Regions from separate parts of the Homo sapiens genome. Here all the other regions are linked to region 1. A link is a loop called in an ENCODE intact Hi-C map of the cell type or tissue named here. Cell type or tissue: mammary epithelial cell. All regions are shown on one strand. Links, peaks and the distances in the headings refer to the core of each region. The heading gives the core; the rest is flanking DNA.

The links. Hi-C counts contacts between places; a loop is a spot of excess contacts. Peaks named below come from ENCODE experiments on the same cell type or tissue, not always from the same donor. Only the 100,000 strongest peaks of a DNase experiment are listed, where the experiment ranks them.
Region 2: a loop joins it to region 1, with 4 times the contacts of the local background. A loop is called at or near these places in 16 of 110 quality-filtered maps.
Region 3: it touches region 1 in a loop (2.9-fold over the local background); 4 of 110 quality-filtered maps call a loop at or near these places.
Region 4: a loop joins it to region 1, with 2.5 times the contacts of the local background. A loop is called at or near these places in 8 of 110 quality-filtered maps.

Annotation. Positions count from the first base shown.
Region 1 is chr6:27,291,632-27,299,207 of GRCh38, reverse strand. It overlaps TRQ-CTG5-1 (tRNA-Gln (anticodon CTG) 5-1), which reads right to left and starts at 3,775; the gene lies at 3,704-3,775. TRS-GCT2-1 (tRNA-Ser (anticodon GCT) 2-1) reads right to left here and starts at 1,212; the gene lies at 1,131-1,212. It also overlaps the pseudogene TRS-ACT1-1. RefSeq lists an enhancer at 7,352-7,576. In mammary epithelial cell, for the core only: no CTCF peak of the experiment used is centred there; DNase peaks (open chromatin) are centred at 2,777, 3,727 and 5,277; H3K4me3 peaks cover 1,625 bases.
Region 2 is chr6:27,234,711-27,242,286 of GRCh38, reverse strand. TRI-AAT5-3 (tRNA-Ile (anticodon AAT) 5-3) reads left to right here and starts at 4,643; the gene lies at 4,643-4,716. It overlaps TRV-AAC5-1 (tRNA-Val (anticodon AAC) 5-1), which reads right to left and starts at 6,778; the gene lies at 6,706-6,778. RefSeq lists enhancers at 3,577-3,866, 3,530-4,030, 4,867-4,946 and silencers at 6,705-6,754, 6,765-6,814. In mammary epithelial cell, for the core only: no CTCF peak of the experiment used is centred there; a DNase peak (open chromatin) is centred at 4,726; H3K4me3 peaks cover 1,074 bases; H3K27ac peaks cover 460 bases.
Region 3 is chr6:27,502,840-27,510,415 of GRCh38, reverse strand. TRS-TGA4-1 (tRNA-Ser (anticodon TGA) 4-1) reads left to right here and starts at 4,507; the gene lies at 4,507-4,588. TRS-AGA2-4 (tRNA-Ser (anticodon AGA) 2-4) reads right to left here and starts at 7,377; the gene lies at 7,296-7,377. It overlaps TRD-GTC2-7 (tRNA-Asp (anticodon GTC) 2-7), which reads right to left and starts at 6,672; the gene lies at 6,601-6,672. RefSeq lists silencers at 4,515-4,574, 4,153-4,584, 6,537-6,656 and enhancers at 4,695-4,774, 7,457-7,506. In mammary epithelial cell, for the core only: no CTCF peak of the experiment used is centred there; a DNase peak (open chromatin) is centred at 4,625.
Region 4 is chr6:27,185,143-27,192,718 of GRCh38, reverse strand. No RefSeq gene overlaps it. Among named protein-coding and RNA genes, the nearest start is that of TRI-AAT5-2, 12 kb to the right of the region's middle. RefSeq lists an enhancer at 3,717-4,282 and a cis regulatory region at 3,491-4,377. In mammary epithelial cell, for the core only: a CTCF peak has its summit at 3,709 (motif pointing left); DNase peaks (open chromatin) are centred at 3,708 and 4,138; H3K4me3 peaks cover 1,303 bases; H3K27ac peaks cover 1,175 bases.

The sequences.
Region 1 (7,576 bases), core at 1,404-5,403:
GCAAAGGAACATAATATATATAATTTACTCGTAAATGTTCTGGAAGACACACACACAAACATACACAGATATAAACACATACAGAGAGAGAGAATGAACGTTAAAAGTGAATCCTGATAAAAGGTATATGGGTGGTCTTTATACTATTCTTATTCTTAATTTTTTCCCTTAAGTTTGAAATTATTTCCGGGTGAAAAGTTTAAAAAGGCTGAGCGCAATGGCTCACGCCTGTAATCCCAGCACTGTGGGAGGCCGAGGTGGGTGGATCACCTGAGGTCAGGAGTTCGAGACCAGTCTGGCCAAAAAGGCAAGACCCTCGCCTCTACTAAAAATGCAAAAATTAGCTGGGCGTGGTGGTGGGCGCCTGTAGTCCCAGCCACTCGGGAGGCTGAGGCAGAAGAATCGCTTGAACCAGGGAGGCAGAGGTTGCAGTGAGCCGAGATGGCGCCACTGCACTCCAGCCTGGTCGACAGAGTAAGATTCTGTCCAAAAAAAAAATATATAAAAAACATTTTAGTAAAAATTTGAGGAAGTAAAAAGATTTAGTATAACGAACATTCAACTTCCCATCAACCAGCTTAAACAATTAACAACATTTTGTAATGTTGTTTTCTCTGCTGCTCTCCAACACCAACTAGTATTTTGAAGCAAATCCAAGACAGGAGATTCCAAAGCACTTTACTTGGACAATAAGCAAAGGTACAAATTACTCGTTCATATGTAAATAGAAAGGAAGGTGACACACAAACTTCTGTTAATTGTTCGGAGAAGGAGAGGTTATCAGTGTCTGACCAACGCCTTTGGTTCTTTCGCTTTGCAACATGAGGCACTATGTGAGTGGAGCAAGGGATCCATTGCACCATGCGGACATCTTGGCTAAGAGCCCTTCAGGTGCAGGCAATGCCCGCAGCCCACGTGCCGGATGTAGTAAATTGTAATCTAAGAATGGAGAGTAATTCCACTCAGATCCTCAAGAATTCCTTTGAACCTCAGGAGGAAATAAAACTGATAGATGGTCGAGAGAAATGAGAGGAAGCAAAAGGAGGAAAGCTGTAGATAATCTATATAACTTTTCTGAGAGCAACTCAGACCTGCGACAAAAACCTGGTTACCCTCTTAAAGAAAACGGTCGACGAAGGTGGGATTCGAACCCACGCGTGCAGAGCACAATGGATTAGCAGTCCATCGCCTTAACCACTCGGCCACCTCGTCCTTCTGGGGAAAATGTGTTTTTGGGATACTCCTTTAAGGCTTGCTTTTGACGAAGACTTGCAATTTAATTATGGTGATATGTTGATATGTATTGTAATGTCCTTCAAACTGTGGTCTCCTTAAAGAATTCTTACGCAAAACAAGTTCTTTCCACCTTCATATGGAGAACCTTTTACAGTTTAATGATCGTGCCCAGCGCCCGTGTGTCCAGTCTTGAGTGTCATCGTTCCTCCGTATCCATTCTAGCTTTCCAACTACAGTGAATTTTTTTTCTCCCCAAGCTCCATGCTCTCCTTCTCATTTTCCACCCTCAGCACTCTTTTAACTCTTCTCTTTGCCCTCACTTCACCTGCCTTAGTTCATTACTCATTCCTCAGATCTCATGTTAGGCCTTACAGTCCTTCTTACTGAAGGCTAAGCAGCTGAAAATTGAGGCGGCGGGGTGGGGTGGGGGGAATCCTTTTTCTGCTGCCAATGTATTTCTTTTCTGTTTCTGCCACAGAATTTTATCCCAATATTATGTATTTTTATGCTTAAAAACGCTATCATAACTGACAGCAACGGAAAATACTTATATAAATTGAAACCTCTAATTTTTTTTTTATGTCCATTGACCATAAATCCCCAAGAGTTTCACCGTTTTTCTTCTGGTTTGAATTACCTTTACATTCAATGGTGGCACACAATAACAAACACAAATCAACGATTTTGGTAAGTAATTTAGAATACACGAAAAGTAGAGTTGCATTGGAAATGCATCTTTTAGTGAAATGGCTGTTAATATTTTTTTCTCCATCAATTCATTGTCCGCGGATAAATACTTCTTATAGCCGGAATAAGAAAGGTTCAGTGGAATTAACAACAAAAAGATCAGTAGATTGTGGTTTTGAATAAGTCCGAGCCTTCCAAAAGGTGTTTTTATGATTATTTAAGGTGCATTATTTAAAGTGGAATCTTCAACACATTCTCATTACGTTTATCTAAATTTAATAAATAAATTTTAGCAATAAATAAAAGTGATGGCGAGCAGGAGATTTGGGAGGACGTAAAATATATAACTTTACGGATATCCATATTTGTATTTGTATTCATATTTGATAAAAGTCCAAGAATTTTCCTACGAGTCTCAATAATTGTAAAAAAAAATGAAAACACTAACTTTCCATGGCCCAATATGTACGTTCCGTTTTGTTAAAAATGGAATGTTATTAGTCGGAAGTAAATGAGGAATTTGTCAGTTCCTTCATAAAATCGTGTAAAATACGCAATTGAGACACACATCTCTGTGTCTTGTTTACAGAAGACTTTGGAGACACCAGCATTTCCAGTTGTTCTGTCACGGTAAGATATTATCTAAAAGGCGAGAATGATTTGCAGGGGAAGATGGAAGTAGGGAGCATTCACATCCCATAGGGAGCTAGTGCGCGGTAGGGGAGACACATATGGGGAAATGTTTCTTTGTAGCCTCTAGGATCTCGTGGTCTCCGGCCCAGCAACCCTGTCGCTAAGCTTCTCGGCTGCACCGGGCGCTGGCTTCTCTGACATTCCTTAGCGCAAGAGCTTTTTCCTGTTCACATTCCCTGCCTTCTCTCCTCGCTCACAGCTTTCTTCTTTCGTCCCCGCCTCTCTCCAAAACCAAACCGCCCCAGCAATTTCCGGGTGACTGAACTTCTACAATCTGTCTAAGAGGGTCCGAGCTCTGAAACCCCTTCTTCAGGAGCTTGTCCATGCCCAGACGGAAATGCCAAGAAAGCCGAGTTGCTGAGCGCCCAGCAATGAGCTCAGGGAACCCTCACTAGGAAACGCTGCGGGAGGTTGGTGGCTGGGGAGATTGGCGGGGAGAGGGCGTAGAGTAAACTCTGTTATCCTGGGAAAGGGAGTCTTTTCAGCTCATTTCCCCCTCTTCTCTGTCCAAGTAAAACTTGCTTGTGCAAACTCGAAACAGCATCTATCTCTATTGACTATTGACTATCGCCAGTTGTATCTTTCCCGTCACCTGTTCTATCTGCCCAGCCCTCACAAGTTGAGCTTCTATCCCCTTGTGGTCTTGTCTGAGGACAGTTTTCTCTCGGCTTCGGCGACTGTCACCTCTCCCAGACCCATTTAGTGGGTAAGTCCTTTCCTCAGTTTCCATCCCAGCTTTTCTCTGTTCGTGACTATCACCAAATTTCCTTTCTCTCTTCTCACTAGCCTCCTATCTATTGTCTCCTCACTTGTTTGCAGATCTTTTCTGGAGACTTTGATTTGCAGTTCCAGCAGGACTCGAGCGACTGCCTCGTGCATTTCCTTTTGAGGCTTCTCTCTTTTTTCTCCAAAGAACAAATTGTGCGCAGCAAAAAGAAAGTTATTATTTGGTTGGCAGCTAAAGATACTCCGCTCAAGAGATGTGACGTGGAAATACCAGGAATAAAATTTGGTCGAGTGATTTGTATGAGCAACAGTATAGATTGTGGAGAGACGATGGGGATTTGACTGCAGAGGACTAAATCCAAGGTTCCACCGAGATTTGAACTCGGATTACCGGATTCAGAGTCCAGAGTGCTAACCATTACACCATGGAACCTGAAGCTGAACTAGCATTTCCTAAAGTCATAGGTGACCTATTTCTCCACTTTAGGTTCCTTCCCTCCGCCCCATAGTTTGGGTGATGGGTGCATTCTGCTTTTCCTCTTGGAGGATTAAGTCAAGAAGACGCTTACCTGCCACATGCCTACATTCAACACCTTTTACACCACAGTCTTAATGGAAAACGTTGACTTCCAACTGTCAGGAGTCCTCTAATCCTAAACCACTCCTTTCAAGTGCTTTAGGAGCTTGGCGCCCCGGGCCTCGGCCTCTATTTCATCAATGGTAGACAAGTGAGATTGTTAAACAAGACTGTGTGCCAGGTGCCAGGCACACAGTATGCCAGGTTACCGTGTGCCAGTTTTTGTGACAAGTGTTTTCTATTGTTACCTTACCTGTGAGGCTCACAACCACGCTGTGAGATGGGACCCATAATCTCTATTTTACAGGTGAGAAATTTGAGTCAGATACCTGAGATGCTTTACTCCTTTTCGTTATAGATCTAATTATTTTCTCAAAAATCGTTTTTACCAGGGTAACATGTAGCGTTTTTAAGGACACGTTATGGAAAGATTTTACCGAAGTCACAGGGGAGCCACTTTGCTGTTTACAGAAAGCTGAAATAAATGCACTTGAACTACTGGGTTAGAGGAAGATCCCAGCAACCCTAGGATAGCAACTCAGGGAAAGAAGGGGAAGGGTAGACAAAGGTCCCTCTGGAGTTTCCCAGGACAGTGCATAGCTCCCCTGGTCCTTCCACTGCCCTTCACCAATGAGAAATATGTGCAGGGTAAACTTCCAAACGGACACAAAGAAAACTCCCTGCTTCTCCCTCGCATATCCCTTTGTGACACACACAGGAGCCCATGTGAAAACACAAACACAGACACACACACACACACACACACACACACAGAATCGGTTTCTGTGAACAAAACAAAACAAAAAGTCTGTGTTCCTTGTTTAAAGTGATAGCTTCCTCACAGGACAATGTCGTCTGTCAGTTAAATTCGAAAGGGTTTTCAGAGACACATATCCACAACCTTCTAAGGATTTATTCTCTTTATCTTGTGTCTCTACAATTTGAGAAAGAAGGTAGGTTTCAGGACTAATTTGGAAGGAAAATCTGAAATCAAATAAGCTTTATTTTTTTAAAAAAAATGCCAGTTATTTTTCCACTCCTTGAACTCTTCCCCGCCCCCCCCCCCTTTCATTAAGCAGGCTCCCAGTCTTGGAGGTCTCTGCTCTGAACAGCTTTCTGTCCCCAACCCTTATTCCTGGAGGAAACAGAAAGAACATTTAAAAAAAGAAGAAGAAGAAGAAGAAGATTATTACCTGGGGAGATGTAGCATTTCAGATGATTCGGAAACGAACTTAGGTTCTAGGTTCGTTAAGAAATGGGGACGGTTAATTTGAATCATCTTAGAGCATGAAAACCAAATTTCTCGAGGGGGGAAAAAGCCAAAGGCCCGTACGGGGATCGAAACCTCGACCCTGGCATTAGTAGCAGCACGCTCTAACCAACTGAGCTAACCGGCCGACCGCAAATCTGTGCTTTTGTTATTCATCTCACCCGCATCCTCGCCCCTTCTCCGTGAAAGTATTAAATTCTTCAACGTAATTCCTGTTTGTCTTACAGGGAGGAACAATTTCTTAGTTGCTTTAGAGTCTTAATAGAAATAACGAGAAATTTCCTCTTAACGCAAAAACAAAGCAAAATGGCTGTATTCGTAGACTTGAAAGAGGACGCTTAAACATTTCAAACTGTGGCTAATGGCCCAGCAATTTATGGAAATATTTGCTGCCTTCTGAATGTCTAGTCAATACATGCAGACAATGAATCAGATTCGGTGAAATATTAATGAGTCTTTGCTTCGTAAAAGCCGCTCACTAATACAACATACAAATTGGTACTTGAAGGATATTCCCAACGAGTCTGATTCTCGATGGTCCCATGATCGAGATCGTCCCAGGTTTCTTATGTCTAGATCCTCAATTTGGGAGTCTTCCTATGTGTTCCTTCAGATTCCTAAAGTGACCTCAAATCAAAGGTCGCTTCGAAGACCTTGGTATTGAAAAATGCTAGAAATGTGGTTCTAGTCACCATTCCAGGGGCCGTTAAACCCAATCGTTGTCTACTCAGCCATTGTTTCCCAAAAGCTTTACCATTGTTTTTAATGTCTTGTTTATCGTTCCAGAGATTTTGAATACATAGACAAAGTTACACAAGTGTTTTCTTTTTTCTCTTCATGAATAGTGGCATTTTATACACTTTTTAAGTCCCTTGCCTTTTTAAATTTTTACTTACAATGTACTTTTGCAAACTTTCCATATCAGAATAGACAAGTTTTCTTCATTCTTTTAAAAATATGTATAGTATTACATATACTATACACGTGTATACCTATGTAACAAACCTGCATGTTCTGTATATGTACCCCAGAATTTAAAGTATAATAATTTAAAAAATATATGTGTAGTAGTTGGCCAGGAGCAGTGGCTCACGCCTGTAATCACCGCACTTTGGGAGGCCGAGGTGGGCGGATCATCTGGGTCAGTAGTTGGAGACCAGCCTGGCCAACATGGTGAAACCCCATCTCTACTAAAAATACAAAAATTATCCAGGCATGGTGGTGCATGCCTGTAATCCCAGCTACTCAAGGGGCTGAGACAGGAGAAGGTCTTGAACTTGGGAGGTGGAGGTTGCAGTGAGTGGAGATTGTGCCACTGCACTCCAGCCTGGGCGACACAATGAGACTTCATCTCAAAAAAATAAATAAATAAATAAACTAGTATAGTATTCAATTATGTTAGTATATATCATAGTTTAATGGGCAGTTAGTTTAGTTTTCCATCGGCTATTGCAAACTCTTTATATCTATGAACATACACCATCTCTGATATCTGCCATGATACCTTGCATTCATGTGGAAAAGCTGCATCAAAGAGTAGTGCATTGGCAATTTTGACAGCCATTGTCCACCTGTGCTTTAGAGGGTTGATCCCAATATTCTTTTTCCTTGCTTGTTTGTTTTAACTATATTGAGCATAAATAGGACCCTGGGCACATTTCTACCCCTCCTTCTTCCTGAATTACAATCAGTGAAAATGTAGAGAAGTCATACTGGGGAATGTTTGTTTCTGGAATATCACCTTCTCTCAGTTAGGCGAGACTTTAGGAATGTGATAGAATCAGGTGGGAAAAGGAAGGGGCTGAATGGAGAGCAAGGAGAAGGGCCAGCAGAGGCCTTCTTTTCTGCACCTCAGAGAGAACAACATGGCCAAAACACCTGAGGGGAGAAGAGCTGAGACAGCGTCAGTGTGTCTGGTGATTAAGACTGAGCTGCAGAGTGATGTGCAAGTAGTAGGAGATGAGGCCTGAGGAGGAGAGAACATGTGCATGGTGCAGGACCCTCTAGTAGATTGTTATAAATAAATCAGGTTACTTTACTTGATGGTAAAGAGGATGGCGCACTAAAATTAACAGGCATGAATTGATCTATATTGAGTCTAAACTAAGAACTATGATTACTATGTATAGGCCAAGTTAAAGATTTTTGAATTGGCCCTACCAACAATGGGAATCCATGGAAGGATTTTAGGCAGAGAAGTCTCATGAACAGATTTGCATTTTGAAAAGATCTTTTTAAGTTCCTGTAACAGACAAGCCCATTGTTACTGGGCCCATGCTTAGTTTCCATCGCTGACATTAGGCTATTCAATTCATGTAATCAATCTGCCAGCACTGTAGTGGCTAATTATTAAAGCTAGCTGACAAAAACTGGTAGAATCATTCCAG
Region 2 (7,576 bases), core at 2,363-6,362, 58 kb after region 1:
AAAAATACAAAAAATAGCTGGGCGTGGTGGTGTGCGCCTGTAGTCCCAGCTACTCGGGAGGCTGAGGCAGGAGAATTACTTGAACCCGGGAGGCGGAGATTGCAGTGAGCCGAGATCATGCAACTGCACTCCAGTCTGGCGATAGAGTGAGACTACATCTCAAAAAAAAAATTATATATATATAGTCCCAAATCAACTGACATGCATTACTGTCCTTTTTCTTTTAAAATGTTTAGCTAGAAGTGAGCTCCATTTTCTTGCTTCTAACTGAAACTTATTTTCATGGCAGGGCAGACGCTCACAAAGGTGCTCAGAAGTAAGACTTTTGTTTTTTTCTCACAAATTCGAAATGATTTGGGATATCATGAAAAGCCTTTTCACATAACACTGTATATGTGCCGGGTCCGACCCGCAGACCCTGACTGAACATCGGATGAAAAAATGCACTCAGACACAGATATCCAATGAAAGAGCAGGCTAGGGGACCGGGCGTTCACAGAAGGAGTTGTTGCATCCTGCTTGCACACACAGAGGAGGGTGTTCTAAAGATTACGCAGCCCGGCCCTGACAAGCTGGCCCTGCGGGCATTTATTCAGTACAGATTTAATGGCAAAGGCTTTGAGTCAACACACTTGTGGCTAATTAATATGGTCACCCTCCCTGGAGAGAGCAGTCCTGCGGGTGATTAAAGGCCAGGGTTGGAGGCCTAAGTAAACTAACTTATCTAGATCAGTTTCTTTACATCTCCTTGTTATTTGCTTTATACTATTAGCTCAAGGTAAGAGGATCAGGCTGCCTTCAGCCATAAGCCTTTCCTAAAGCTTTTACAAAACCTCCTGGCGTTCCAAGAAGGTTTGCGTTTTTCCTATAATTTTCTCTTATAACTTCTCCCACCACCCTGACCGAAATCCTACATATATGTAGTTCATATAGCAGGTTTCTTTTACCCTGTTAATGCGCATGCTTAATATATTTCCTAGTGTTACTTAGAGTTTAGTTACATCTGTCCCGCTCTCTCCACTTCCTAGTGTTACTCGGAGTTTAGTTACATCTGTCCCGTTCTCTCCACTGATTACAAAGGCACAAATTCAAACATGTTTCAATTCTGATTTCCAAAGGCAATAACGGGGTGACTTTCATATGCCTTGGCTACTTATTAACCAAGTGCCATGCTGAAATTACTTAAACACTCAATAATACCTGTCCTTAAGGAGTATGGGTACCACAAAGTAGTGGGACATGATAGATGGTGAGTATCTTTTCAGAGAATGAGGTCCAGTGGTCTACTGCAGCAGTTATCAAATTAGGGTAATTTTACCCTTGGGAACACAAGAGGACCTAATTTTAAAAAGTGCAAGATCCGGCCGGGCACGGTGGCTCACGCCTGTAATCCCAGCACTTTGGGAGGCCGAGGCGGGAGGATCACAAGGCCAGGAGTTCGAGATCAGCCTGACGAACATGGTGAAACCTCATCTCTACAAAAAATACAAAAAAAAATTTAACCAGGCGTGGTAGGGCACGCCTGTAATCCCAGCTACTCAGGAGGTTGAGGCAGGAGAATTGCTTGAACCCGAGAGGCGGAAGATGCAGTGAGCCGAGATGGCACCACTGCGCTATCATCAACCACCATATAGATTTTTTTCTAAAATTGATCTGTCTGAGAACACTCCTGATATCAAGGTGTGCATTTTCTCAATGGCCTTTCTTATATTCAAAAACAAAACAAACAACAACAAAAACAAACAAACAAAAAAAACCCCGTGTTTCTCTCACTCTTCTCAGTATGACCAAGGTTCTTTAGCTCAAAGTGCAAAACACTCTGGGCTTCAACACAGGGACGATTGGAAAGACCTGGGTGGGAAGAGTCTTTCCCGGGTAATTGAATTGTTCTAATTGCTAATTAACTATCCTTTAGCAAGTCAGGAAGTTTCCAATTATTTGGTTTAAACAAATTAAGGGAGAATCTAGTCAAGTTCTCAACTAGCATAGAGTGTAAAATGTAATTATTTATTGTGGGTTACTATGTGATTTTTGGCAAATAACTTACTGTTAAATAATTCTGAGACATTTGTGTAACAAAATCTGATCTATTTTCATTTATTTGTATACTAAAATGCATTTTCTCAGTAGTTATAAATTGGGCATAAAACTAATATTGAAATGACTTATCATGGCAATGTGTACATTTATTTATCAACAATTACACGAACTAATTATAAAAGCCCAATTGTGTAATTTCGATAAATATCCAATTACTTTCACCTTTATACTCACTGATTAGTTTCCAAATTCATAATATTTTTATTGTTATGCTTGATTGTATATAAGTAATAATTTTAATGATAATTCAATGCAGAGGAACTCATAAAAATGAAAGCCGGCCAGGCGCAGTGGCTCACGCCTGTAATCCCAGCACTTTGGGAGGCTGAGGCGGGTGGATCACGAGGTCAGGAGTTCGAGACCAACCTGACCAACATGGTGAAACCCTGTCTCTATTAAAAATACAAAAATTAGTCGGGCATGGTGGCGCGCACCTTTAATCCCAACTACTCAGGAGGCTGAGGCAGGAGAATCGCTTGAACCCGGGAGGCAGAGGTTGCAGTGGGCTGAGATCGCGTCATTGGACTCCAGCCTGGACGACAGAGCGAGACTCTGTCTAAAAAAAAAAAAAAAAAAAAGCCTGCGCCATCCCCCAAATTGATTGTAATGTACATATATATTTTTGTTGTTGTTGCAGGTAAGTAGGCTATGGAAAACTTAAAATAATTTTAAGCATAAAACTATTACATTATTCAAAATTTATGATCTTCAACGTATTCAAGAATGATGCAACACTTTAATTTTTAAAAATGTCAATAATTATAATACAAAGAAAAACATCTGCTTAATCTTAAGATACATATTAATTTGTCAAAAATGTGTATGGGGGGACATAGTTTTAAAAAATTGGGGAGGACGGTGGGTAACAATATTTTGAAGCCTAAGGGCCCAACTTGGCTAACGACTAAGCTCTGTTAAATCTTCAGTTTTTATCTTGTGTCTATTGGAAACAGCCTCCAAATCCAAAGAGGGCCACTCAGACCAGATATTACAACACGGCCTCCCTCGAATTCTTGGGTTTTCCTAGATATTCAGCAGGGTCATGGAGGCTAGCGTTATCGTCTTTGTCCTCAAAATAGAAATCCGAGAAACCTCCAAGTGGCCCGAAAATTTAGAGCACTCGCTCGTGGATACCATTGTCACTCCAGAAATGGTCTGAATTCCTCTTTCCTCTCGAAATTTATTTGCTGGGCACCAAACTAGAGCCGGACACCAAACTAGAGCTGAGCCAGACTTAATTCCTGGGAAATCGTCCAGGAAAAAGAGCTGCCTGTTCGGGATCGTTGCTAGGGCTCTAGGACGCAGACTTGTCTATTTCAACACATGCATACCTGAACCAGCTCAACCCTGTTTGCATCGCCAGTGTGTTCCCTGTCTGAAAAGAACTGGGTGCTGACCTTGTTGAACTTGAGCACCCTTAGGCTGCCCGAGGCGCAGCGAATGTGTACCAGGAACCGTAGCCGCGCCCGGACAGGAAGAGGCGCCGAAGCCCGGCTGAGTGGAAGTCCTTAGTCTTCCAACAGCCATAGCGGCGGGAACTGGGAGAGAAAAGGTATGCACAAAGTCCTTTGTTGGAGAACGGAGACCTCCGAGCTGTTATTAAAGGACAGCTTTCTCCACCATCTTCCCATTCCACCACCAATGAGGAGGTAAATTGATTTCTGTTGAAAATATTGTTTTTTGGGGGGAAGACGTTGAGACTCCTGATGACATTTGCCTGCCGCCTAGAGGATCCTCGTGCTCCACTTCGAAGAATTGAAGTCTTGATAATCAGCAGAAATGACCTCTGCACACCTTTTCCCCATTCATTGAACTATTGAGCAGCTTACCATGCTGTGCGGGCACCCGAGGTACCAGGAGAATGAAGAGCAAGACAGCACAAAGAGTAACACAAGCAGTTAATTATAATAACGCGTAGTGGAGCAACAGACATACCACCGGGCGTTTTGAGGGGGCCAGAGAGAAGGAGTAACTCTCCAGTCCTTATGAACCCGCGAGGCATAGCTGCCGGAGATTTTCTTCCTTCCATTATGGAGCGGATTCCTCATGCCGCGATCCAAATCCACCAGCCATTCCGCGTGGTGAGTCAATTTCATAAGCAAACCATTTGGATGGAAAACTCAGAACGACCAGCTTCTGCTCCCAGATCGTCCCCCGGGTCTCTGGACCCCTCCCAAGGTCAAAAGGAAGGAAGCCCCTCTCGTGAATGGTTCTCTGTAGTATTTTCTCCGGGCGGAATAGGTGAGTTTGAGAAAATCTCATTTCCCACGGGAGAGGCGAAGTTCCTTTCTGCTGGAGGTAGAGTTTTTGGCCTTGTCCTTGTTTTTGTTTTTGTTTTCCTTCTTCCCTGCGGGAGTGCAGGAAGGGAAAATGCAAAACACCAACAGAAGTTTGAAGAAACAATATTACGTAGTCGCAATTAAAATTATTTTAAAAGACATCCCTTTGAGGAGAGGAAAAGAATTTCCTTTAGTGTTAAAGAAACACAAAAACAACAAACATTTTGCTTTTTTAAAATTGAAAGAACAACTGTTTTCCGGGTGGCCGGTTAGCTCAGTTGGTTAGAGCGTGGTGCTAATAACGCCAAGGTCGCGGGTTCGATCCCCGTACGGGCCACGAGGGTTCTCACCTTCTCTCTCCGATTTTGCCGCAGTCACTTCACATCCAGCTATACATCGGAAATAACAGCTTCTTCAATTTAAAGTCGGAATTAAATGATGCCATTTCTTCTTCAGCAGTCACACCTACCCATTTCAGTCTTGCACTCCTCTAAAGGAGCTTGGGAAAGAAAAAAGAAAATCTTATGGAACAAGTGACATGACGCCCTAAGACAGAAATTTTAGTGAAGAAAATGAGGGTGTTAGAGAGGGGGGTAGCACTGGGGTTGGATGTGTGTCTGATGCCCGCTGTCCATCCGAACTCCATGTTTTTTTGGTCCCTTTCTCAGGATCCAGCCTATGGAGTCTGCTTGTGCCTGTCACGTGCTTCCTCTACCTGATGGTCTGCTCACCCCTGGAGCTATCTTTGGACACTGTTGAAATTGATATTTTTTATTAAGATAATCACAATGGGAAACAATGCATACATATTTTGCTTTCCTTTTTTTCATATTAAATTCTCAGTCTGTTCTCATCAGAATTTTCGTCTTTGAGGACATAATTTTTTTCTTTTTTCTTCCAGATCACCAGGTCTCAGAATGGCTCTGAAGACAGAGTAGGCATTCGGTAAATATTTGTGGAGTGACTGTTGAAGACTCGCCATTAGAGTGTGTTTTCAAACATTGGGATTTTGTTTGCCCAGTCTGACTGATAAACATATATAAAGGAGCAAAAGCCTGCCAAGGTCTACATTTACAGCAAAACAAAGTGGTTGTAAAGATTATATCATTTTATAGAATACACAGAATTACAGATGTGAAAAATAAATGGTAAAAATAATCCCAGCAAGAAACGAAACTTAGACATTTCAGATCTGACAAAGGGTCATTTTCAAAGGATGACGAAACCACCGCTCAATACTTTAAAAAGACAAAATCAAAGCTCATTCGAGGGAGAGCTATATTGTAAAACACAGTCCCTGAAAACAGAACAGATGGCTGATCTTTTTTTCATTAGGTTGATATAATCTATGGGAGCATGGTTACTTGTCAGAGACTGCCATTGTTTGGTCGGCACTCATAGGTATGTTTATTGGAGTGAGTCCATCCCTGATCAGCTCACTTTCCGAAGCCAGGAGCAGACACTGATTGGTTTTCAAAAGTGTGTTCACAGAAGCGATTGTTACTGACAGATTGAACTGATTGAAAACCAGTTCTGGGCCGGACGCGGTGGCTCACGCCTGTAATCCCAGCACTTTGGAAGGCCGAGGTGGGCGGATCACCTGAGGTAGGGAGTTCAAGACCAGCCTGACCAACATGGAGAAACCTCGCCTCTACTAAAAATACAAAATAGCCGGGCGTGGTGGCGCATGCCTGTAATCCCAGCTACTAGGGAGGCTGAGGCAGGAGAATCGCTTGAACCCGGGAGGTGGAGGTTGTAGTGAGCCGAGATCGTGCCATTGCTCTCCAGCCTGGGCAACAAGAGCGAAACTCCGTCTCAAAAAAAAATTATATATATATAATGTTTATATATATATAACTAATGTTTATATATATGTTTATATATATATAAAACATATATATAGTGTGTGTGTATACACACACACACACACACACACACATATATATATATAAACAGATTCAGAATTTCACAAAACAACTATGGGCCGGGCGCGCTGGCTCAGGCCTGTAATCCCGGCACTGTGGGAGGCCGAGGCGGGTGGATCACGAGGTCAGGAGCTCGAGACTATCCTGGCCAACATGGTGAAACTCCCGTCTCTACTAAAAATACAAAAATTAGCTGGGCGTGGTGGTGCGTACCTCTAATCCCAGCTACTAGGGAGGTTGAAGCAGAAGAATCGCTTGAACCAGGGAGTGGGAGGTTGCAGTGAGCCGGGATCGCGCCACTGCACTCCAGCCTGGAGACAGAGTGAGACTCCTTCTCAAGAGAAGAAAAAAAAAAAAAAAAAAAAAAAAAAAAAAACAACCAAAAAAACGAAACTACGCTCTGTTTCTGCCCGGTTTCGAACCGGGGACCTTTCGCGTGTTAGGCAAACGTGATAACCACTACACTACGGAAACTCGCTTAGTGAGAGTGTTTTTCAGTTTTGAATTAGTTAAAATGAACTTTAAATTTATCCGTTCCGTCAGGGTATATCTTTGGCAGAGGGGTAATATTTTCCCCTACACTTTCTAATTCTTAGAATACATAGTTTAAAACCCGACAACTCGAAATCAAGCAAATGCTTCTCCTGAAGCTTCAATTCCTTCAGAAGCACAGGGCGGGGAAATATCAGGCAGTCTCTCGGGAAATTTTATTTCAGTTCATTTTTTTTTTTTGGTATGTTCTCTGCTCTCTGCTCTCATAAGACGCTCTAATGTTCATTTCTCGATGACTGAAAATTAAGCAGGATATTGGTGACCTCGAGTATTTTTTTCTTCATGCTAGCAGCCTGTCAGTGAGATTCATTCAAAGTCCCGCTTACTCCTAAATGAGACTCTTTCTTGAGGTTTGAAACAAAAGGCAGACGCAGTGTTCATGCAAAGGCGTATAACAAGAAATAAATAGCTTGGGTGTGTAAGGGGAAGTTTAAAATCAAGACAGAACAACCGTATTCATTAGGATCAGTTACCAATGAGCAAATATCTATATATCATACATGGTAATTGGTAATAAATACATATGTATATTTACACATATGTATATATATGTATATATGCTTCTCACACTATGTATTTTTTGCTGTTTTATATACATATATATATATGAACATGAGGATAAGCTTCCTCATCCATAATTATCTCATCCTTAGCATAGTGAAAAGCATCTAGTAGGCTAGATTTTATAAATCCTAAAGAAGCGATAGAGTTCTGCTAACT
Region 3 (7,576 bases), core at 2,230-6,229, 210 kb before region 1:
TTGTTCCCTTTAATGCTCTTTAAAAAGTAATAGCATCTTAGTGAGCTATGACAGCACCACTGCACTCCAGCCTGGGCCACAGAATGAGACCCCGTCTTGAAATGATAATAATAATAACAGAATAGTATCTTATTATTCTCATATATACAGAATGCTTTCTTATTTCCCTGAGGATGTTTTCGTTTTTTGCTTCTGTTACCTATTTATCTCTATTTCCACCAGGCTCTCTTTCTTTCATTTGTTTGCGTTGGTACCTATCTTTTCTCCAATTTCTGGTGGCACATAGCAGTTCAGTCATATTTAGGAGGTAGACCCCTAAACCTAATTGGTACTATGGGCATGGTATGCCAATAAATAGGCCTCATTCTAGAATGATTGTGTATGATAGGCCATTTCAATCCAGACCCTTGATATGTCCATATCTACGGGTCAGTTTTCTTATGATGGTCCATTTTCTTGGGGAGCAGAATCTTTCAATCTTCTGCATGTTTAGGGCTAGAGGTAGAGAAAGCTTAGCTGTCCATACTTTCTGAAACAGAAAGGGAGCTTCAGGTGTCCTAAAGAGACTTTCATTCCATCTCCCAATTTTCAACATGCGCTTCACTCCCAATTTCAATTATACCTGGTATCCTTAAGTCAAGAGCATCTCCGGAGCTTTTTTTCCCAAAATAAACCCTCTATGAAGGAGGGGCAGTACAGACTAATGAGCCTAAGGTTACATGATTCTAACAACTCTTTTTGTTTGTTTGTTTGTTTGTTTGTTTTTGAGATGGACTCTTGCTCTGTTCCCCAGGCTGGAGTGCAATGGCACGATCTCAGCTCACTGCAACCTCCGCCTCCCAGGTTGAAGCGATTCTCATGCCTCAGCCTCCCAAGTAGCTGGGATCACAAGCGCACGTCACCACGCCTGGCTAATTTTTGTATTTTTAGTAGAGACGGGGGTTTCACCATGTTGGTCAAGCTGGTCTTGAACTCCCGACCTCGTGATCCACCCACCTTGGCCTCCCAAAGGGCAGGGATTACAGGCATGAGCCACCGCGCCCGGCCAGTTCTTCCAACTCTTAAGCCTTTCCAGGAATCTGTGATGTCAGCTTCGTTATTGTCGGCTTCCCACCTTGCAAACAGTTAGGTTTCAGCTTTATCCACTCTAATTCAATTACTATTTATCCAACTCCCTTCTGTCTCCCAAATTTTGTTGATAACTGTGGTATCCACCTAAATTCATGTTTCCTCCTCCATAGTACACTGTTGTCTGTGGGAATAAGCTACCCAGCCAAAGTCTGTATTTACCAGGTCTCCTTACACCTCAGTGAGGCCATATGATTAGTTATAATCAATAAATCATGAATGCAAGTAGCTTGTTTTTCTCCAGGCCTTTAAGAAGTGTGCACTTTCCCAAGCTTTAGGGGATAATAGATTCATAAGATGGAAGAGGCCTGGAACCTTGAATCACCACAAGGACACAAAACAGGTTCCTCTTTCTTTGCTGACACAAAAATCTGCAATCGACTGTTACATGAGTAAGACATAAATCTCAGGCCGAGGCGGGCGGATCACCTGAGGTCGGGAGTTTGAGACCAGCCTGACCAACATGGAGAAACCTCCGTCTCTACTAAAATTACAAAAAATTAGCCGGGCGCGGTGGCGCATGCCTGTAATCCCAGCTACTTGGGAGGCTGAGGCAGGAGAATCGCTAGAACTCGGGAGGCGGAGGTTGCGGTGAGCCGAGATGGCGCCATTGCACTCCAGCCTGGGCAACAAGAGTGAAACTCCGTCTCAAAAAAAAAGACAGAAATTTCCATTGCATCAAGCTACTTTAATTTGGGAAGCCAACAATGTTTTTTACTGTCTGTTATTTGCTTTCATGCTCTCTTAATCATTGTAGGTTTACACATTTTTGAATTGCTTTTACTGTCAACTTATGGGCATCTTAAGAAAGCAAAAATAAAGTCCTGGGTTTCACTACCATTTTAACCAGAAGTCCCCTTGAACAATGTGACCACTTGAGCCAAATGTTTGACTACTGAGTAACATCAAAGTGCTTGTGTCTAGGGACTACCTTTTCCCTGTTCCAGCAATAAAATACTATTTCTGCCCCTTCGTTTTTAAACCTGAATAATGATGTTTGCTTCACATAGTAGAAAAACAAAGAAAAAAACCCATTATGATCCTACAACCCAGACACAAATGGTAATGCATTGGTGTATTCTCCCACACCTCCCAAATACGTATAATGCAAAAATTTTACTTGAGGTTATACAATATATGCATTTAAAAAATTCTCCTCTTTTCATTTAACATTATATCACATGCTTCTTGCCTGAACTATCACAATCTTTTCGAAAATACTGTTATTTATTTATTTATTTTTGTTATCCACTAGTAAGAGTTGCAAAACATCGTTTTTATTGGCTTTGTAGCATTTTTCCAGGTAGATATAACCTATATTATGTAATCATCTTCCCTCCCATTGTTGGAAATGTTTGTTATTTTAATTATTTCATTATTATAACAAAATATCCTAAGTGTCTTTGAACATAAATGATTTCTTTTAGTTTGGATTGTTTCGCTAAGTGAGTTTTCTTCAAAATGAAGTGAGTCAGCTGGGCGCGGTGGCTCACACCTGTTATCCCAGCACTTTGGAAGGCCGAGGCAGGCAGATCACAAGGTCAGGAGTTCAAGACCATCTGGCCAACATGATGAAACTAAAAATACAGAAAAAAAAATAGCTGGACATGGTGGTGCATACCTGTAATCCCAGCTACTCGAGAGGCTGAGGCAGGAGAATCTCTTGAACCAGGGAGTTGGAGGTTGCAGTGAGCCAAGGTCCTGCCACTGCACTCCAAGCCTGGCGACAGAGCAAGACTCCATCTCAAGGAAAAAGAAAAAAAGAAGTGAGTCACCATTTGCACGAGCTTCCTGGTGGAATGGAGAAGTGCTAAGGCAGCAACAGCAAGGATCTTGTTCCAAGAACATGGGTAAGGGAGCTGATTAGTTTCCTAAGACTGCCCTAACAAATTACTATAAACTGGGTAACTTAAAAAGACAGATTTATTCTTAAGATTTTGGCCGGGTTGGTTGTTTTCTAGGTGCTCTGAGGGAAAATCTGAGACCTCTTTCCTTGCTCCTGATGGTTGAAGAAAATCCTTGGCATTCTTGGTTTGTAATTGCATCACTCCAGTCTCTGCCTCCCTCTCAACATAGCTTTTGAACTAGTGACTATGTGTCTGTGTCTCTAAATTTCTCACTTCCTATAAGGACAGCAGTCACTGGATTACTGGATTTAGAGCCTACCTGAATCCAGCATGATCTTCTCTTAACTTGATTAAATCAGCGAAGACTGTTTTCAAATAGGTCACACTCACAGGTACCACAGGTTAGGATTTCAACATATCTTTCTGGGCAACACAATGCAATTCACTTCAGGAGCAACTGCCTTTTTGTCTGCCCTAAACGAAAATGCATGTGGGAAAACTGTATCTGCAAGAGAGTTCGAGGGTCTCAGGTGTAAAAGAGATTCTCTCGTTTGTATCTGAAAGTCTGTCTGAATCTACTTGGTGGTACTTTGGCCAAGCATTTCAATTCCCAGAACTCAAAGCTGTAATCCCTGAGATTCCCCATTAAAGAATAAACAATAAAAGCCTGGTTCTGCAGTGTTTTCCTGAACCAACAGTCTTTAATCCTAGGGGGTAAAAAGGTATTAATATAGCTAGATTTAATGTGGCATTCACAAGCTCTTTTACGTTAGGAGGGACAGACAATGTTCTCAAGCTGCAAAATTTTGGAAAACATGTTATCTAAGCTTCTCCATATTCCCCTGGCTCCTGGGACTGCCTGCTTCCCTCCCTGGGGAAGGTGAAAAGGAGTGAGTTTTCCTGAGAGGATGGAGACCTTCCCATCAACTTTTTCTTCAGAGGGTCCACGAGGGCTAGGTCTTCCCTGCCCCTTCTCATCCTGCACCCCTGCTCAAATTGGGTTTCAACGAATTCTTTAAGCCAGAGAAAGGACAAAGCAGTTCAAAGCTGTTGAAGATATTTCTGGTTTAGTATTCAATACTGAAAGCAAAAGCAAATGACTCCAAGGTCATAATTCCTTCAAATTTCCTCTAGCAGGTTTCCTGTGCTATTGTCATTTGAGGCTGTGAAGCTACTAGGATCAGACCCTCAGCTCCAAACTCCCTTTCTGCTGGTTTCTCACAAATACCTGTGAACAGGTGCATCAACCGTGACTAGCAAGTGGAGTTCTAGGGGGAGAGAAAATCCAAGTCTCTTGTCTCAGAATGCTCCTTTGAACTCCACTTTTCTCAACTGAATTCCAATTCAGTATGGATGACTTATTTCATCTAAAAGCTGGAAGCTCTTAATGCACCTAGAAAATTCTTTGTTACTAGACTTAGTAACCAGGCACCAAAACATCTTTTACTGTAGTATCTACTTACCATACTACCCAAGAATGGCACACTGCTCACATCTTCAAAAGCTTAAACCAAGAGCACTACACAGGTGCGTAGTCGTGGCCGAGTGGTTAAGGCGATGGACTTGAAATCCATTGGGGTTTCCCCGCGCAGGTTCGAATCCTGTCGGCTACGGTTTGGTTTTAGCCTGACTTCTCCCAAATAGTTTCCTTCTAATTGCACCCCAAAGGCAACTGAGTCTCCTGGATTACAATTGTGTCATCTCCTTTGGTAACACTGCGTTGAACTCTGCATTCTAGCTGTCATCATCATTATTAACCCTGCGTTGTAGTTTACCTCTTTCTCTGAGTCCATTACTTTCCTCCTCCTCCAACATCCGAGACAACCGTGTCTCGAGTAAGAGAGAATCTATTGCTGTGGTGTAAACACCACCTAACGTTAATCCTGATTTGAGGAAGGCAATTCTCTTTTCCTCACCTACAAGCTCTGAGAATCGAAGTCAGACTCCATCGAGTTTTCTCTGTAGATAAGTCTAAGTTGCTTGTCTGGTGTGTGAAGATTTTGCCTATAGTGTATTAAGTGTTTTGTTAGCCCAAGTTTAGGGACTGTCATTCAACAGCAACAAGGCATTACCTGTTTTGCAGCAATAACAATGATTGTGATTGTAGCTTCAATATAAATTCGTTGGTTTGTAGACAGTACCACACACACTGTATCTTCTCGGCCTAAAAATTCGAGAGCCCAAGAATGGGAAAGGTTTATTAAACCACAGGAAGTGGATGTTAAAGCTAGCCTCTGGCTGCCAAGCCCTTATTATTTTTATTCTATTGATTTTGTTAAATGTCTTCATCTTACAGCTTAGAAAAATTCAAGGTGAAGTTCTCTGGCCCCAGTCTATTCTTCCTATCTTCTCCAGCACATTCAAAGACCAAGAACACTTATCTGGGCTTTACAGTAGATTCAGGAAACAGTGTAACTTCAGACACTCAGTACTTTGGTTCTCATACAGAATAAAGTTGGGAAGAAAAGGTCGAGGGAGAAGACGAAAAGATGTGGAAAAACAAGAAAACGGAAGAGAGGAGAAAGGCCAGGAGATTGAAGGAATGGAACAAAAGAGAAGCTAGCAGGGTGCCAAATATAGGAATGTTCTCACCCCTCTTGCCCACTTTTATTCTGAGTTTCCTCTGTCTTAGCAACCCCTAAATGCCCTTGCTCTTGCTCTGACAGGCAACTTTCCACTATCTCCACTCTTTGAAATCAGCCCCTGATGTCAAGGCACTTCTTAAAGTCCAATTCCTCCACAGAGGCATTTGTATTGTTTCCAGTTTGGCTATTATAACTAGTGCTGCCATGAATATTCTTGTACATGTATTTCAGTGAATATAAATAAATATTTTTGTTGGAGAGATATACTTATGGGTGGAATTACAGAGTCACAGTACATGTATACATTCAAGATTTAATATATAATGCTAAGTCATTCTCGCAAGTGATTGAGCCAATTTACACCCCCTGAGCAAGTATCACATTGTCCTGATTGCTATGGCTTTTTAAGTAACCCCCCCCCCATTTCAGGTAGCTCAATTTTTATTTTAAATCTGACATACATTCACTAACACATTGCCTGAAGCTTCAGATATTGTTGAAAGCAGCAGTGTTGACATTCCTCATGTGCTCCTGAAACTTGGGAATCTCCTCAAAAGTCTGTGGCCACTTTGTCATCTTCCCTCATACATTTGATCGACATCTTGTGGATTCTATAGTTTGGAGTTGCCCAGGTCAGCCATTGCAGCTGGGGCATACACGAGCCCCCAGCTGGGCCTTGTCGATATCTTCATTCCAAGATTTGATGTCTAGAAGGATGGAGGACTTGAACATTTACATGAGCTTTCTGACCATGCAAATAAGAGGCAGATGCTAGACAACTGTATTCTCGTTAACTTTTAATGAGTACATTTTGTGTCATTTAAACCTAGATTCTCCTATGGGCCTTAAAGTAACTGTGACTTTGAGGTTTCAGAATTGACTGGAATGTTTCTCTGATCAGAGCAGCGGTCTTAGGAGTGAGGAAAGTCGAGAGGGTCCATTGGCAGTTAAGGAGGAATGGCAGAGGGGTCCCACCGCAGCTCTGCTCTCAGAGCCAGGTAGGGGCCATCAGTGGGCAGAAGATGCAAAAAGCAACTTTTCTCCCCGTCGGGGAATCGAACCCCGGTCTCCCGCGTGACAGGCGGGGATACTCACCACTATACTAACGAGGAAGAACTCTGCGTCAGCGAGTTTTGACTACCTCTAATAAACTTAAGTATTCTTGCCCACTTTTTTAAGTCTGTAAGTTTGTATTCTACTAAATTGATTATACTTGGCGAATTTACACTTTAATCTGCCGCCTAAGCCAAAACGACGGGGTCTGTCAGGACAGCCTGGTCTTTCGATTGTGGTGGTGTCGAGATCTCTGACAGTGTTTCTAGTCATTTGCAACCAGCGAGACCGGGTGACCAAAGCAGTTGAACCATTGATTCCACAGAAACTGATAATTGACCAAAGACTTGGACCTCTGACTAGGACTAAATTTCCATGAAGAGGAAAGCACTATCAAGACTTGTAACAGGTATAGGCTTCAGGAGGGTTTGGAAGGCAGGGAAACGAGAGGCGTCCCCAAGAACCGTACAAAGGTACCGCTAACGGGAAAATGACTAGGTATCTGCTAATTAAGGTACCCATAATCTTATGAAAATAGTAGGTATTCAGTAACTTCCACCCTCCATTGTTGTGGGGTTTCAGGATCGGGGAAGTACCAAACAAATTCAGTTCGCAACACGTGAGTTGGCTTAAATTTCTTTCTTCTAAATTTTCTGTTGTTAATTATCTAAAACCTCGAACTCGTAGTCGGCAGGATTCGAACCTGCGCGGGGAGACCCCAATGGATTTCTAGTCCATCGCCTTAACCACTCGGCCACGACTACACAGAATCACAACGTTTTTTTTCACGGTATAGACATGAGAAAATGCAAATCAGGATAATTACTATCTAGGTACAAGAAAATGGGCTTTGTGAGTTGAACGCAAACTTTCAGGTACAACGAGAGTTTGGTTAAAAAAAAAAAAGCAAAAAAAGCCAACCTCCTGTGCCACCTGGACAAGAGCACTGGAATGAGAGTACTC
Region 4 (7,576 bases), core at 1,957-5,956, 110 kb after region 1:
CAACATTTTTTTCCGGTCAAAAAGTGACCTGTAGTGTTACTTGGCATCTTAGTTCACTATATGTTATTAATGAGGAACCCCACTCGGGGTATGTTAATTTATTTTAGCCAAGCAGTTATGTTATTAGAAGCTGAGAAGGGGGTGTTTTTTAAAGTAACAGGGCAGAAGAAAGGCAGATTTAAGATATGAGCTTAATAGAGTGTAGCAGGTATAGGTAGTAGGCAAAATGAGATAATTAAAAACGAATAAATTATTTGGCTTAGTCTTCTGTTTTTTCAGCGTAATGTCTGGGGCCTGTGTTGTTTGTGGAAGTCACATTGTTGAGGCTGCAATTTCTGTAGAGTCTTTTTTAGGCTTGCTTGAATTTTTTTTTCTTCTTTTCATCCTTTGATGAGGACATAGTCTTTAGGCTGATACTAGAAATTTTAGGGGTGGTGCCTGCGCTAAGAGACTTTTTACAATCTTTAAAGAGCAGGTTAGTGTTTTAAGAAAAACTCGTGGGCTGGGCGCAGTGGCTCACACCTGTAATCCCAGCACTTTGGGAGGCCGAGGCGGGCAGATCACGAGGTCAGGAGATCGAGACCATCCTGGCTAACACGGTGAAACCCGTCTCTACTAAAAATACAAAAAAATGTAGTTGGGCATGGTGGCGGGCGCCTGTAGTCCCAGCTACTCTGTCTCAAAAAACAATAAAAATAAAAAAACAGAAAAACTTGTGTTTTATTTTAATGTTTAGTTTATAGAAAAAGTGGATGATACCTTTTTAACTTTAGCAAATGTGTTTACACACATAATTTTTTACAATTATCATTTTAAAACTTGCTTAGACCTTTATTTTTATTTTTTAATTTTTTTTTTTGAGATGGAGTCTCACTCTGTCGCCCAGGCTGGAGTGCAGTGGCACGATCTCGGCTCACTGCAAGCTCCGCCTCCCGGGTTCATGCCATTCTCCTGCCTCAGCCTCCCTAGTAACTGGGACTGCAGGCGCCCGCCACCACGTCTGGCTAATTTTTTTTGTATTTTAATAGAGACGGGGTTTCACCGTGTTAGCCGGGATGGTCTCGATCTCATGACCTCGTGATCCGCCTGCCTCGGCCTCCCAAAGTGCTGGGATTACAGGCGTCAGCCACTGGCGCCCGGCCTGCTTAGACCTTTGAAACAAAAATTATACAACCTTTTTTGCATAAATTTTTTAATAACATTTTTCACGACTTTCACAGACAATTTTTAACATGTCTTAAATTTTTGTTTTATAACTTTTTTTTACTAAAGGTACATTTTTATAACTTTCTTAGTTTTTTTTGTTTGTTTTGAGATGGAGTCTCGCTCTGTCGCCCAGTCTGGAGTGCAGTGGCACGATCTCGGCTCACTGCAACCTCTGCCTCCTGGGTTCACGCCATTCTCCTGGCTCAGCCTCCCAAGTAGATGGGACTACAGGCGCCTGCCACCATGCCTGGCTAATTTTTTGTATTTTTGGTAGAGACGGGGGTTTCACCATGTTAGCCAGGATGATCTCGATCTTCTGACCTCATGATCTGCCCGCCTTGGGCTCCCAAAGTGCTGGTATTACAGGCATGAGCCGCCGCGCCCAGCCGATTTTTTTTCCCTTTTTCCACTTTTTTTTTTTTTTTTTGAGATGGAGTCTTGCTGTGTCGTCCAGGCTGGAGCGCAGTGGCGCGATCTTGGCTCACTGCAAGCTCTGCCTCCCGGGTTCACGCCATTCCCCTGCCTCAGCCTCCTGAGTAGCTGGGACTACAGGCGCCCGCCACCGCGCCCGGCTAATTTTTTGTACTTTTAGTAGAGACGGGGTTTCACCGTGGTCTCGATCTCCTGACCTCGTGATCCACCCACCTCGGCCTCCCAAAGTGCTGGGATTACAGGCGTGAGCCACCGCTCCCGGCCTCTACTTCGTTTTTTTCACAGTCTTTTTTTTTTTTTTTTGCATCTTGTTTTGATTTTTGTCTCTTTTAGTCTTTTTTCTTTACTTTTTTCTTTTATTTTTTTAATGTGTAATAATTAGATGAATGTTGGTAACAATGGATATATGTACATATCTTAGTTTCCAAAATTTAGGGATGTGTTTAACATCTGTTTGCCACAATGGATTAGGTTCTAATCCTCTAGGGTTAACACCTGTTGAAGGAGGGGACGTGCTTGTGAGCTGGTAATCTGGGCATTGTAGGATAATTTGCTTAGCCAGCCTCTGTGTAAGTTGAAATTATTTAGATAAGTTTTTCAATTTTGGTGGGAAAATTGATGTGATTGGGTGACTTGGTCAAGCAGTGATGTCATAACCTGAAGGTCTGCTTGATTATTGCCGTAAGCCAATGGGCCAGGCAGAGAGCTGTGAGCTCGAATGTGTGTAATAAAAATAGGATGTGTATCTTGGTTTAGCAATTGCTGAAGTTGAAGAAAAAGAACACACAGACTGGGCTCCAGAGCGAACTTAAGGCTGTAAAAGTTCTTTAATAATTAAACAGAATAACCTTAGCTTTTTGAATGTTAGTAAATTCAGATCGAGTGATTGGATTATGTGGTCTCCACCAGACTGTCGCTTTTTTTAATGTTTACTAGACCCACCAGTAAAAACAGTCACAGCTCCTTCCAAAGGAGCATCACAAGGAATTTTTGGAAGAACCCATGTAGTTAATTTTAAAAACTGGAAAATTTTATTTTTAGGATAATGATTATCAATACATTCAACAAATTCTGTTAAATTAACTTGCCATGTAACTGAGTTAATAAATGCCTGTTTTACCTGATTTTTATTTATTGGAATTATAATCTTATTGGGCTCAGTGCCACAAAGTTTAACAATTCGTGACGAGCCTGTCCAATTAGAATTGCCATCTGATCTAAATATACTGTGAGTGTTTTTATGGTATTATGTGGCAAAAAAAGACCATTTAACTAAATCATTATTTTGAACAGTAACCCCCATTGGGGAATGTGAAGTAGGGAACACAATGAATTGTAAAGGCGAGTCTGAGTCAATCTTACTGACCTGGGCTTGTTGAATTTTTGTCTTCAATTACTTTTAACTCTTTTATGGCCTCGGTGTTAGTTCTCTGTTACTTTGTAAGTTGGAATTTCCCCTCAATATTGAGAAGAGATTAGACATAGCATAAGTAGGAATTCCTAAGGTGGGCCGAATCCAATTAATATCTCCTAACAATTTTTGAAAATCATTTAAGGTTTTTAAATAATCTTTTTAAATTTGAACCTTTTGAGGCTTAATGGCTGTATCCTGTACTTGCATCCCCAAATACTGAAAAGGAGTGGTTGTTTGAATTTTGTCAGGTGCTATACGCAATTCAGCGTTTGTAATTGCCTTTTGTAAAGATGAATAACATTGAATAGGTTGATCTCTATTTTTTGCTGCACACATCTGGAAATTGATCTCTAACAGGCTGGATAGTTCTGCCTACAAAAGTTTGACAGATTGTGGGACTGTTTAACATACCCCGGAGTAAAACCTTCTAATGATATCTGGCTGCAGGTTCTTTGTTTTTAATGGCAGGGACAGTAAAGGCAAATTTTTCGAAATCTGCCTCTGCTAAAAGAATTGTAAAACAAGGCAGTCTTTTAAATCTATAATAATGAGCAGCCAGTCTTTAAGGAGCATAGTGGGGGATGGGAGCCCAGGTTGTAAGGCTCCCATCGGTTGAATTACAGCGTTGGCCACTCGCAAGTCGGTCAGCATGTGCCATCTACCGGACTTTTTCTTAATTACAACTATTGGGGAATTCTAAGGAGAGAAAGTGGGTGAAATATATCCTTTTTCTAGTAGTTCTTTAACTATTTCATAAAGCGCCCCCAATTTTTCCTTAGGCCACTGTTCGACCCAGACAGGGCGCTGGGTCATCCATTTTAAGGGAAATTGCTCCTTCACTGTAATGAACTGCAGGGCGAACCTGAATTACCCCCTCTCCATAATGAACTGCGGGTCGGGCAATAATGAGCGCGGCCAGCCGAGTCTCGGCAGCGGAGTCTCAGGCTCCCTCCGCCTGCACTCACTCGGCTGAGGAGGAGGTGGCCATTCCGGACATTCCTCTTGAGGAACCCTGAGCTGAATGAGTTTCTGAATAGGTTTAGGAAGACTGGGGGGATTGGCATAAATTACTTCCGGACTCTCCTTTTGGCTAGTACTCGGTAGAGGCGTTTCAGAGTCCTGATTATCAAACTCCTCCTTCTCCTCCTCTGACTCAGCCTCATCATTTGTCTGAAATGGCTCCAGTGCGGCACGCACCAATGACCAAACTGACCAAACAGGCAAACGAATTTCCTTTCCTTCTCTACGTGCTTTTTAAAGGTCCTTTCCAACTCTTTCCCAATCTCTTAATTTCAAAGTTCCCTGTTCAGGGAACCAAGGGCAAAATTGTTCTACAGCATGAAATTAATTCATACGATTTTTTGTACCAACTTTTACGCCATCACGCTTCAACAGCCGCCCTAGCAAGCTCAAATACGTGGTGTACTTACTTTCAGTTTTCCCCATTGTGTCCCTGGCTTTCTCCAAGTGCCCTGCTTACCTGCAGAGCTTAAAAACTTTTTCGTCCTCGGGAGTCCTTCGTCCATCAGCCCTCCGTTTCACACGCTCGAGCATTCCTTCATCAGATTCTTTCGAGCCCCACGTTGGGCACCAGAATGTTGGGGACCAGCCTCAATACCACCCTTAGGGTACCTAAAGTCCGGTGGCGACAAAGGAATGAGAAGAGACAGGTTAAGAGTGTATAAAGAGTGGGGGCCAGGGGGCCAATTGCAAAATGGAGGCTGCAAAAGGCGCCCAGCTCTGGTCTCCACACTATTTATTGAGTACAATCACTTAGATCCAAAAAGCAGACATTTAGGGCGAAATGGTGAAAGGGAGGCAGCGTGTTACAGGCGTAATCTATAGCAATAGCGGTTTAAATGAATCTCCTTTGTGCCCAAACAGCGTATCTTTAACTTATTGGAGAGTAGCTAGTGGGAGCGGGCTTAACTAGGAGCCTGCACGTCTGTCTACATTCCAACGCTTCAAAGGAGTGTCTTTCTTCTTGAACACAGTGTTTATAGATAAGAGAGCAGGTTGCACTCAGAGCATGGGAACATAATGGCGATAAGAAGGCTTTCCTCTTCAGAGGCCTCTTGTGGCTTTCCACAACTTACTCTCCCATATTTTTATTGCCAGTTTATGGCCCCATAAGCCTTTTTCCCAATGTATCTTCAAGAGAATGTCCAGCAACCCAAACAGCTGACACCCTGTTGGGTCAGCAGAGCTCAATCTCTCAGGGTTTGGAAAGCTGCAGGAGGGGCAGTAAAGCACAAAGAGAAGAGAAGGTACCACCGAGAAGTACTGTAGTAAAAAAATAATTTTGGTTTTACCATTCATCTTCCATCAAATTTCTACTAGTCAACAAAGCAAATAAAGACAACTACTATTTCACATGGTAGATGCAGAAACAGAGTTAATGAAGTGTGCTAAAGATAAGAAACATGATCTTGTGTCTATCTTTTTTTGTTTGTTTGTTTGAGATGGAGTCCCGCTCTGTTGCCCAGGCTGGAGTGCAGTGGCGCAATCTCAGCTCACTGCAACCTCGGCTTCCCGAGTTCACACCATTCTCCTCCGTCAGCCTCCCGAGAAGCTGGGACTATAGGTGCGTGCCACCACGCTTGGCTAATTTTGTTTGTATTTTATAGAGACAGGGTTTCACCACGTTGGCCAGGATGGTCTTGATCTCCTGACCTCGTGATCTCCCCGCCGCGGCCTCCCAAAGTACTGGGATTACAGGCGTGAGCCACCGCGCCAGCCAATCTTGTGCCTATCTTTAAATTAAAAACAAAATTTACAAATTACAAAACAAAAATAAGTAAATAGTTGACCTGGCTCATCGAAAGATATGGCTCTCCTTTCTCAAAAACAAAACAAAAAAAGGGAAAAAATGTCCTTCAAGTATGAGATACATACCTGTATATAGACAGAGAGAGAGAGAGTAAATGAGTCAATAACTTCGGATGAATCAAAGGAGTAGAAAAGTATAAAAGAAATGGGAGAATTGTAGGGTCCACAAGACAGCAGGCACGGGGTGACTCCGGGGCTCTGCTGGCTCCTCTATGGGTTTACCACTGCCCACGGGTGGATCAGGCCCTGGCCTGAAAGGAACCCTCGCAAGGGCAGATATTTACCGCCTCCTCCCTATCGTTGGAAACAAGTGCTCATTGTAGCCCAAAGAAACTCACGCTTAGACAGAAAATTCCTCAGCAAGACACCTTTACTTCTGCAGAAGAGTGCTGCTTGCACCTGTTACAATCGCAAGAGCACAACGAACAAAAGCGGGAAGGAGTTTTTAATACTAACGCAGTTCCTGTTTCTATGTTCTTCCCCTGTTGGCTGGGGTTGGACTGCACAATCTAAGCTGATCCTGACTGGCTAAAACTTAAACTTTTCCAAATAGGGTAAACCCACCATTTGTGAAAAGAAGAGGTGGGGCGGGGGGGAGCGGGGGGTAGGATTGATTTACAACTTTTACAACTTATGACCAGAAAGTTGAGTCTTTGAAGAGCAACTTAGTTGTCCCAACCATTTCCCCTCTTCTGTTTTATAGTTCTTCCTCTTCAAATTTCTTCAACAGGATTTGTTTTTTTTTTTTTTGTTCTTCTTGATTATCTAAGAGCAAGAGCTTATCTGAATACAGAGGGGGAAAGGTGAGGGAGGTTTTTGTAAGAGCTGCTTCTATGAGCCTTTGGGTTAACCCACGAATACAAGGTATGATACAGCAGCTCACAAGGATGAGTACATCTGTAACAATCGCAAGGAAGGTAAAGACTGAGGTCATGAGTCCTTTCCATTTTCCAAACCACCTTTCCATCAGGCCCATAAAGGGGTCGTCTATTCCAGAGTTTTCCGCTAATTCACTTGCTAGGGTGGTAAGGCCTTGCAAGGCTTTTGTGATTGTCCCGTCAGGGGCTGTATTATTAGGAATAAAAAAGTACAACACTGGACCCCGATCATGACACAAAGTCTGCCCTTTTCAGCTAACATCATGTCAAGGGCTATTCTAGTTTCCCAGGCCATCTGGCTCGTTGGGTCTAACTGTTCAGCTATTCCTTTTATGGCATCTCTGGTATAATTGACAAATTGCTCCTGATTGTAGTATATATAATTTATCCAGTCTACATTTTTGTTAATAGTGGACCACCAGAATAAGATAGGCTCGAACCCGGTGGCTATTTGGTTTCAAGCTTTGAATTCATTTGGTACCCCCTGCGGGACCCCGATACTGTCTATGTAATGTGCAGGTCAAAGGACCCGTGAAAGGCTTCTCTTTTTCTTCAGGTTACTTGCTTCCTGTCTGGTTGATGAAATGCCAAGGTGAAAGGGATGGCTAATTGGATCAGAGCGCAAGTGCTGCTCCAGTTGCTTGGCAGTGTACCCAATGTTGGTCCCCCACAATACTGCTCAGGGATAGACTAGGTCCCACACATCTGCTTGGGGATAGACTAGGGCTGACTGAGTGGTTAGCTCTTAAAAAAGTTTAGGCCCACTACATCCCGTCAGGTTTCCAAGGTATGTCAAATGTTTCCCTTGCTGTGAGAG